Linked DNA regions of Homo sapiens: region 2 is linked to region 1. The links are chromatin loops, found by intact Hi-C in ENCODE. Cell type or tissue: GM12878. All regions are shown on one strand.

Evidence for each region. Peaks named below come from ENCODE experiments on the same cell type or tissue, not always from the same donor. Only the 100,000 strongest peaks of a DNase experiment are listed, where the experiment ranks them.
Region 2: a loop joins it to region 1, with 1.9 times the contacts of the local background. A loop is called at or near these places in 1 of 110 quality-filtered maps.

Annotation. Positions count from the first base shown.
Region 1 is chr11:133,267,018-133,271,017 of GRCh38, reverse strand. All of the region lies in intron 1 of OPCML (opioid binding protein/cell adhesion molecule like), which reads left to right. LOC124902796 (a long non-coding RNA gene) reads left to right here. Exons shown (of 2, transcript XR_007062959.1): 2 at 1-4,000. Among named protein-coding and RNA genes, the nearest start is that of OPCML-IT1, 97 kb to the left of the region's middle. RefSeq lists an enhancer at 1,534-1,823. In GM12878, no CTCF peak of the experiment used is centred here; a DNase peak (open chromatin) is centred at 1,597; H3K27ac peaks cover 2,467 bases.
Region 2 is chr11:133,358,735-133,362,734 of GRCh38, reverse strand. All of the region lies in intron 1 of OPCML (opioid binding protein/cell adhesion molecule like), which reads left to right. OPCML-IT1 (OPCML intronic transcript 1) reads left to right here. Exons shown (of 2, transcript NR_046790.1): 2 at 543-2,678. Among named protein-coding and RNA genes, the nearest start is that of OPCML-IT1, 5.3 kb to the left of the region's middle. RefSeq lists an enhancer at 1,414-1,914. In GM12878, no CTCF peak of the experiment used is centred here; a DNase peak (open chromatin) is centred at 1,524.

The DNA.
Region 1 (4,000 bases):
ATGTCGAATTGGTGCATTTACTTCAAGGAGCAATTCAGAATCCTATACACAGACCTTAACGAGGACACAGTAGCCTTGATTTTAATCAACAGCTTCCTCAGGCTAACGTCCCTGTGAATCTCTCTGGGCCTTGTATACTTCTTCTGTAAACTTGGTAGCACAGCAGAGACTATATCAGGTGGAAGCAGAGTGTCCTTTTCACTGTCTCATACCTACGATTCTGGACTTGGAATGAGTCACACGTGTCGCAAGCATGTTAGGATATATAGGAACAATTTAATTGGAGGGAAATATTTTCTCCTATTCCTGGCTGTCTGAGGTTCTTTGAGTCCTTTCAGTGTTAAAATATAAACCACGAAAACCACCTGTTTACAGTGTTTCCACTCTGTCAGCCAGTGTACCTCCATGTTGAATTGAACAAGAAATTGCTATGGGAATGCACACATCTGAAAGCATAAACAGGTATTTGATATCTATTTTAAATGGAAGCCAAAAAATGTCATTGGTACTTAGTATTTCTTTCCTAAAACAATCCCTTATATGTCTCCAAGCATCAGAGAAATAGAGAATTTAAGACTTGGAGGAGACCAGAGGGATCATTTGTCTAGCCTTCTCATTTTCCAGATGAACAAAGAGATGGTTTTTTTTTTCTTTGTCCCAACTGTGTGATATTTTAAAGCTCCCTAGCAGAATAATTTCCCATCTAGCTAAAGCTTATAGAGTGAGGACACATGAAGAAAACACTGGGAATTTTGCAGTGTATCAAGAACTCCACAGTGTGCTGAATGGGGCCCAGAGAATAGGTTTGCTCTCTGTTTTCTATTAATCAATCAATCAATCCAACACAAACACAACACAAAACTTGAAATTAAACATAAAAATTAACAGAGTAGCAAGTAATCAGTTCTTGGTGTCTTTGCTGTCATTCTTAGCACCTCCACATGAATAGGACAGGAGACTAAAATGTGAGAATTAGATTCCAATGTCGGCATGCAGGAGCTCCCAAGTATCATCTTTTATTTAAGCCTTCTTGTATTTTGAAGTTATATCTCATAGTTATCTAGCTACGAGAATAAAATGTATAAAATCACACCTCTTGGAAGCATTTTCTTTTTATTCATTTCTTTCATTATCATGAAGATCTTTAACTACAGGGGTGCTGAGGTTAGCCCAAACCTTTGCACAATACTCTCTTCTGCAGTAAATGATGGGATATTCTTCTTGCTCTTACAGAAAGGTAATCTTATCGATAATGCTTCCCTAGTTAGAGAGATGGTTTGCTGCTCTTAGTGCATGTTAACGATATTGTCCATTTCTGGAATGAAATTCAGCTCCCATGGCTACTTTGTCTAGCCTGTTGATGTTAGTTTTTACCATTGCCTGAAATGGGTAGCAGGTGGCTTTAAGTGAAATTCACAGTGTTCATCATTTTTTCAACCAGAAAAAGAAAAAACATGAGTAATAAAGTTCAGTCTGTGTCAATAAATGAGTAATAAAGTTCAGTCTATGTCAATGTGAAAATCTGGGCTGCCTACTAGGGTACAGAATGTGACCAGATCAGTGAGTGAGAAGGTGTCCGTGAAATCCCCAGAGTAACTGTTCTATGTTCCTCTGAAAAGAAGCACCTTGTGGCTCTGAGGTTCTTTGAGGAAAGTCCCTTCTCCCTGTTCAGTCATATACACCTGCTTTCTGCAGAATGTCAGAACCCAAGTTTGTTTGTTTGTTTGTTTCACTCTCGGGGAATTTCCAGTTTGTGATTTCATCAATTCAGTGGCTCCCATATTTGGTGGTATTATTTAAAATGCCAGATACATAAAGCATTTAGAGCTCAGAGATGCCCTTCTTCCCAGAGAAGTGTAGCATCACTCTTAGACATAAAGAGGCTTTCCTAATTGAAGAACTTGAAGAGTCTTTGTTGCATCTCAGACTCCCCATCTGAACCTGTAGATCTTATTGTCTCTATGAACAGGTGGAATATTGTTAGATCCAGGGCCACCAGCTGTCCTGGAGCACACATCAAAGAGGTACCCCTAGAATTGTGCAAAAACATGATATAGTTGGGTCTGCATTTTACAATGGATGTAAGTCCTCGGGACCAGTGTTTTCTACTATAAGCCTAAACAGTATGATGGGCAAAACCTGCCTTCAGAGAAATGTGTGCATTACTTAGCAGTTTCACTTCATTCTATGTTATAGGAAAAATTATCTACTCATATCGTACTCAAAGGTCTTCTATCTCTATTCATGCTAAGCTATTATATTTGAAATCTATAAATTCTCTTTTATAAGATGATGAATTTAACTTGCTCAGTACTAATCACAGTTTTGGAAACAGTTTCTAGTGTATGCATTACCTTAAATTGTTAATCTATGGTTTTGCACTTTTTCCTGTCAATCTATAATTAAATCATATGAAAACACACTGATTTTACATCATTAAAATAAAGGTGTATTCTGATTATCTCTGATGACTATGGCTTCCTAGCATTCATTATTTAATTGCTAGACATTTTATTATCAGCTCACATGGTGTTATCTAAATTAATTGTGAACTTTAATATATTTGTATCTAAAAAGAAAATCAGTTTTCTCCTCATAAAGTAGACTCAGAAAGCTGAATAGGCAAATTTTATGCTAACAACCTAATATCCTCTTGCAGTTAGGAACAGAATAAGAATGTTTATGGAAATGTCCCTTTCAGTTATTTATCAGAGCTCTTGAATGGTGATACTGTTCTATCAGTTGCATGAGATGACACATGTTTTATCCAACTGTTTGGTGACTGGATTTCTAAATTAATGTCAAGACAGAAAAGTCAGTGGGATGTAAGAAGTTCCCTGAAATGTGGTCTGAATATCCAGGGCTGTCCACTCTGGCCTTGAGGGGTTGCCAGAAATTCTTGACTGGGGCTAGGAAAGAGAGAAAGGGAAAAACATAGTCAGGGCCATTGTTACATCAGTGGATGGGGAGGCTGAGATCACACAGAAGGAACTGCACCTACTGGATGAACTAGAGAAGGAGTATATTAGTCTGTTCTCATGCTGCTGATAAAGACATACCCGAGACTGGATAATTTATAAAGAAAAGAAGTTTAATTGACTCACAGTTCCACATGGCTGGGGAGGCCTCCCAACCATGCAGAAGGTAAGGAGGAGCAAAGTCACATCTTACATGGTGGCAGGCAAGAGAGCGTGTGCAGGAGAACTGCCCTTTATAAAATCATCAGATCTCATGAGACTTATTCACTATCTCGAGAACAGCACGGGAAAGACCCATCCACATGATTCAATTACCTCCCACTGGGTCCCTCCCACGACACATGGGAATTGTGAGAGCTACAATTCCAGATGAGATTTGGGTAGGGACACAGAAAAACCATGTCAGGGAGTTAAAATTTAAAAGGCAGAAGGCAGTCATATTCTACCATGGCTCACAGCAAAACAATTATTTGATAAAATTCCATTATATTTAATACCAAAAAGACAAGAAAATATATTCAGTGAGTGCCTGTTATGATGCAGGTACCAAATTAAGAACTTTATATACATACCTCACTTAATCTTCACAGTAGATATGCAAGGAGGATTTGATTGTCTACATCTTACAAGTGAGAAAACTGAGGCTCGGAGTGATCAGAAAACTTGCTCAGGAGCACATGGCTAGAATGTGGCAGAGGTGGGAAATTGAATCATTTCCATTTTACACCATCGATAAAAATTACCGAGGCTCAAGTCTGTAATATAATGTTAATCTGTACAACTCTGTAGCAATACTAAGTGTGACGCTCAGAGACACTGTAACTTGGTCCAAATCAAACTGCGAGTAAATTGCAGAGCTGGGATTGGAGCCAAGGTCATTTTAATTCCAAAATGTACACTCTTTCCAACACATTGCATTCCACCGCCTACAAAGTCCTTCCTGTTATACTAAACAGCCTCTCTAGGGAAACAAACAACTATTTATCTGCCCAAGGTGCCGAATCATACTTCTGCTTTAAGAT
Region 2 (4,000 bases), 92 kb before region 1:
GGAGTTCATTTCTCAATTCTGGATTCCCAGCCTAAGGCAGGGTTAACATGTGTGACTAATATCATCTCCACCCAAGATGTTTCTCACCTCATTCCCTTCAGCCAGCCCCCGCTCTTCAGCCCCACGTCTCCCGTTCCATTTATCTCCATCAGAGAGAGATGGAATCTTCCCTGGCGATTGTGGCAGCTTGACAAGCTTCTGTTTTTCCAAGTGAATAATCCTCTTTGTAGGACATCAAGGAAACAGCTCACTTCCCCGGAGGCCTAAGCACAAAGCCGCACTGCTCCCTGGGTGGTGGATGGGCTCCTGGTCCTGTCCGAGGGGAGGCAGCCTCCGAGGGGAGGCGGGAAGGGAAGAGACACCGTCCAGGAGGAGCAGGGCCTTTCCAGAGCGGAGCAAGCCTTCAGGTTGCGCCTTGCAGCCCCGCGGCCTGTGCTCCAGAGTCTCCATTTCACTGCGGCCAGCCGGCTTCCTGAGTCCAGCATGTTTCTTGTTCATTCTTGACACCACGCACCCCTTCTAACCCCGAGTCTCCTTTTTAGAATCCCAAGTCACACCACCTTCTATTCGATGGGCTCTACGTATCAGGAAGGTACCTGTGACTGGTGGAAGGAAAATGCACTTAGCAGTAATTAGAAGCTGAGCTCAGGGTGCAGCTCCAGGGACAACGCCCGCAGCCCCGACCTCCTTCCCTGCTCAGTCCAGCACAGGAGGAAGGACACCATTTTCTCCGGCTTGCAGGTGCCGCGTGCCTTTGCCAGCTCCTCGGACGGCGGCATGGTGGTTGCTCTGTCCCTCTAGAAGCCTCTGCGCTGCAAAGGTTTGTCGGGTCATTTGACAGAGCTCCATGCGTCCCTGGAGAGTGAGGGCCGGCGCTGCTGTCCCGCATGCTGAGCTCATTAGTGCAGAACTCACTTCGGCAACTGTGGAGGCAGACAGCATGAACAAAGTGCACCTGTGAGCGACACTGCCAGCCCTTGGGAGCGGCTGCGGGCCTGCAGGGGTGAGCGGGGCGCGGCGTGGCTCTCTAGGCGCTTATGGGGGCGGGAAATGGCGGTGCCCCGGAGTAGCTGCAGGCGCCCCGGGATAGCTGCAGGTGCCCCGGAATAGCTGCAGGTGCCCCGGAGTAGCTGCAGGTGCCCCGGAATAGCTGCAGGTGCCCCGGAGTAGCTGCAGGTGCCCCGGACCTGTCTGCGCGCCGGGACACGGGTGCACTGATGCGCGGCGGGCGAACCGCTTGCTCTTCCTCCCACAGCATAGGTGCATTTTGTCTGCAAGAACGCATTGGTGGTGTCCTGATCGACACCGCCAGGACCTGGAGGGGGTGCCTGGCACAGTGACCCCGACGTTGGGCTGGCCCCAGCCTTCCTCTTCTTCCTGCTCTGTGTGGAAGGGGGGCCGCATCACCCTTGGTTCCAGGCAGCCAGCGAGCATTGCGCTCCCGGAAACCCCCTCCACGCGGGACTTCACCCCAGAGGGCTCGTCTGCTGAATAACCGTCACTCAGGCAGCATCTGGAAATTCCCCGCACTTTCAGGCTGAGATGAGACCGCATGCCTGGGAGATCTCACGGACAGCGCCGGCTTGGTGGTCAAGCGGTGGGAGGCCGAAGGCCCCGGCCTTTACAACAAGCGGGGGGTCATAGGAAGTGTCCCTTGGGGCTGGGGACCCAGGGCAGCCGTGCGGAAGGGAGTCACCCAACCAGAGCACGAAGCGCAAGGCCGTGGGCAGCCCCGCAGCCGGGCGGGTAGGACTGCCAGGACTCAGGCATTCGAGCACTTCACGTGTCACACATGCTGCGGAGAACCATTTGCCCTTCGCCACAGCCCTTAGAGTATCTACCGCGTGTGACTACTGTGGCCTCCACTTCCAAGAGAAGGAAACGGGAGTGGAGAGGTGTTTAGTTGCTTAGCCAAGCTGCCTGAGAGCTGGAGCTGATATTTGAACCCGGGCAAGTCTGACTCCAACATCTGTGTTCCTAAATATTCCCCACGTGGCCGTGGGGAAGGTCAACGCAATGAATAACGAGAAAGAAGACACACAGCTTAGACAGATTTTATGAATCAGAATTAAGCAACATAAGTTGCCCGTCTCCCCCTTCTTCCCTCCTCCCTTCTTCCCTCCTCCCCTTTCTCCCCTCCGTCCCCGCTTCCTTCCTTCATTTCTATCAGCCTTTATTGAAAGCATCCTACCTGTGTATTTTCCACAATTCCTGTCAAAATCCTGTGCTCCCAGAAGCGGAGCCTCTCCGTCTCTTGGCTCCAAAGCTGTCTGAGCCTGCCCTGGCTTCAGTCCAGAGGAGACCGGCTTCCTTCCTTCCCCTGCGGGCATCGTCGGCCCTTGCATTCGCATCCTTTGCAGGTGAAGGAATGGCATGGAATCTCGCGTGAGAACTTCATGGTTCCAATGTCAGAATTATGTAGGGATAATTAGAATTCTTAGGCCCTGGTGTGATGTAGTAGGAAGAAAAGAGGTTATGGAGTTGGCCATAGATAAAATAGAATCTCTGCTCTGCTAACTTCTAATTATGTGCTTTCAAAAAATACATTTCCCTTCCTGGATATTCAGTTTCCTGATGTGGATAACCCATCCTGATGGGCAATTATACAAGAAAATTGATGTTAAGTTCCTAGCACGGTGCCTGGCACATTGTCAATGTTCAATAAACTTTAGTTCTCATTTCTCTGTTTCTAGTGGGATTTTAAGCATCTTGGGATCCGTGTTCATTGTGTTTATCTTCACATTTCAATAGTGCCAGGTGTACACACCTTTACACACTGGGTTCACATAGCTTTGTGGAACAGATACAGAAATGAATGAATGAATAAAAATGAGCAAATAAAAGCCTTTTAATGGATAAATCCTCTTAGATCTTCCGCTGGTTATCATTCTCAGATTTTCATTTATATTGGCGAATAATTGAGCAACTAATACGCTAAATACCGAGGATAACAAGATAAGTTAAATATGCTCCATTCCATGAATGAGCTTACAGTTAAATGTGGAGACATTCATAAACGACCACCCACAATACAAATGTATAGAACACCATGGGCAGCTGAGGGACAAGAGCTTATCTATTTTGCTGCTTTGATAAATAGCAGTGTACTTATTTAATGTATTAAATTGGGAACTGATTTAATGTATCTGATCCTCTGTTTTCTCATCGGTCAAATAAGGGTGGGGACTTTGGTGACTCTGCCTCGAAGAACTTTTTCAAGTATTTAATAAAAATTGCTCTGCGGAGTACCTGACACATAGTAGATGCTAAATAAACGCTCACTGATGTCAGCACTAGTCATATATAGTCATCAGTGATATGCTGCAGGGCTTTTTCACTTCCAAGACAACATCATTAGGATATGGCATCCTCATGAATGTGAACAATTACAAAAAAGAATGGAAAGGTACCCCTGACAGAGGGAATATTTTGCATCAGCTCAGCAGCCACAGACATAGACATTGATGAGTACGGCTGGAGAATAAACGAAGATGAGGAAGTGGGGGTGAGAAACCCAAAAGCCTGGATCTCAGAGGAATTTATATGTCAAGCAAAAGCATTTGGAGTTTATTTTATAGGGAATAGCAAGCGAATCAAACACTTTAATATAGGAGGAAGGTGATCAGAGCTGTGTCTGGGGACCGTAAGTTAAGTTCTCTTTTCAAATTCCTCTGATGGCTTCTCCTATAATTCAGAATAAACAACAAAGTTTTTGCCACAATCAGTAGGCCCCCTCCCCCAAATCATCCCTCATCTCCTATCACCCCTGGTCCCCCCACCTACACACATACTCATACCCTGCAGCCCAGCCACGCTGGTCTCTGTAAACCCATCAGACACCTGCTTCAGCACCGTTGTTCTTGTTATTCCCTCCACTGGTCGGGGGTGGGGGGAACACCTCCAGCAGGTTTCTAGAAGGAACACGCCTTCCCCCCATTCAGGGCTCTGCTCAAATGCCAGCGAGTCAGGCAGGGCTTTCCTGAGCATCTTTTGGAAATAG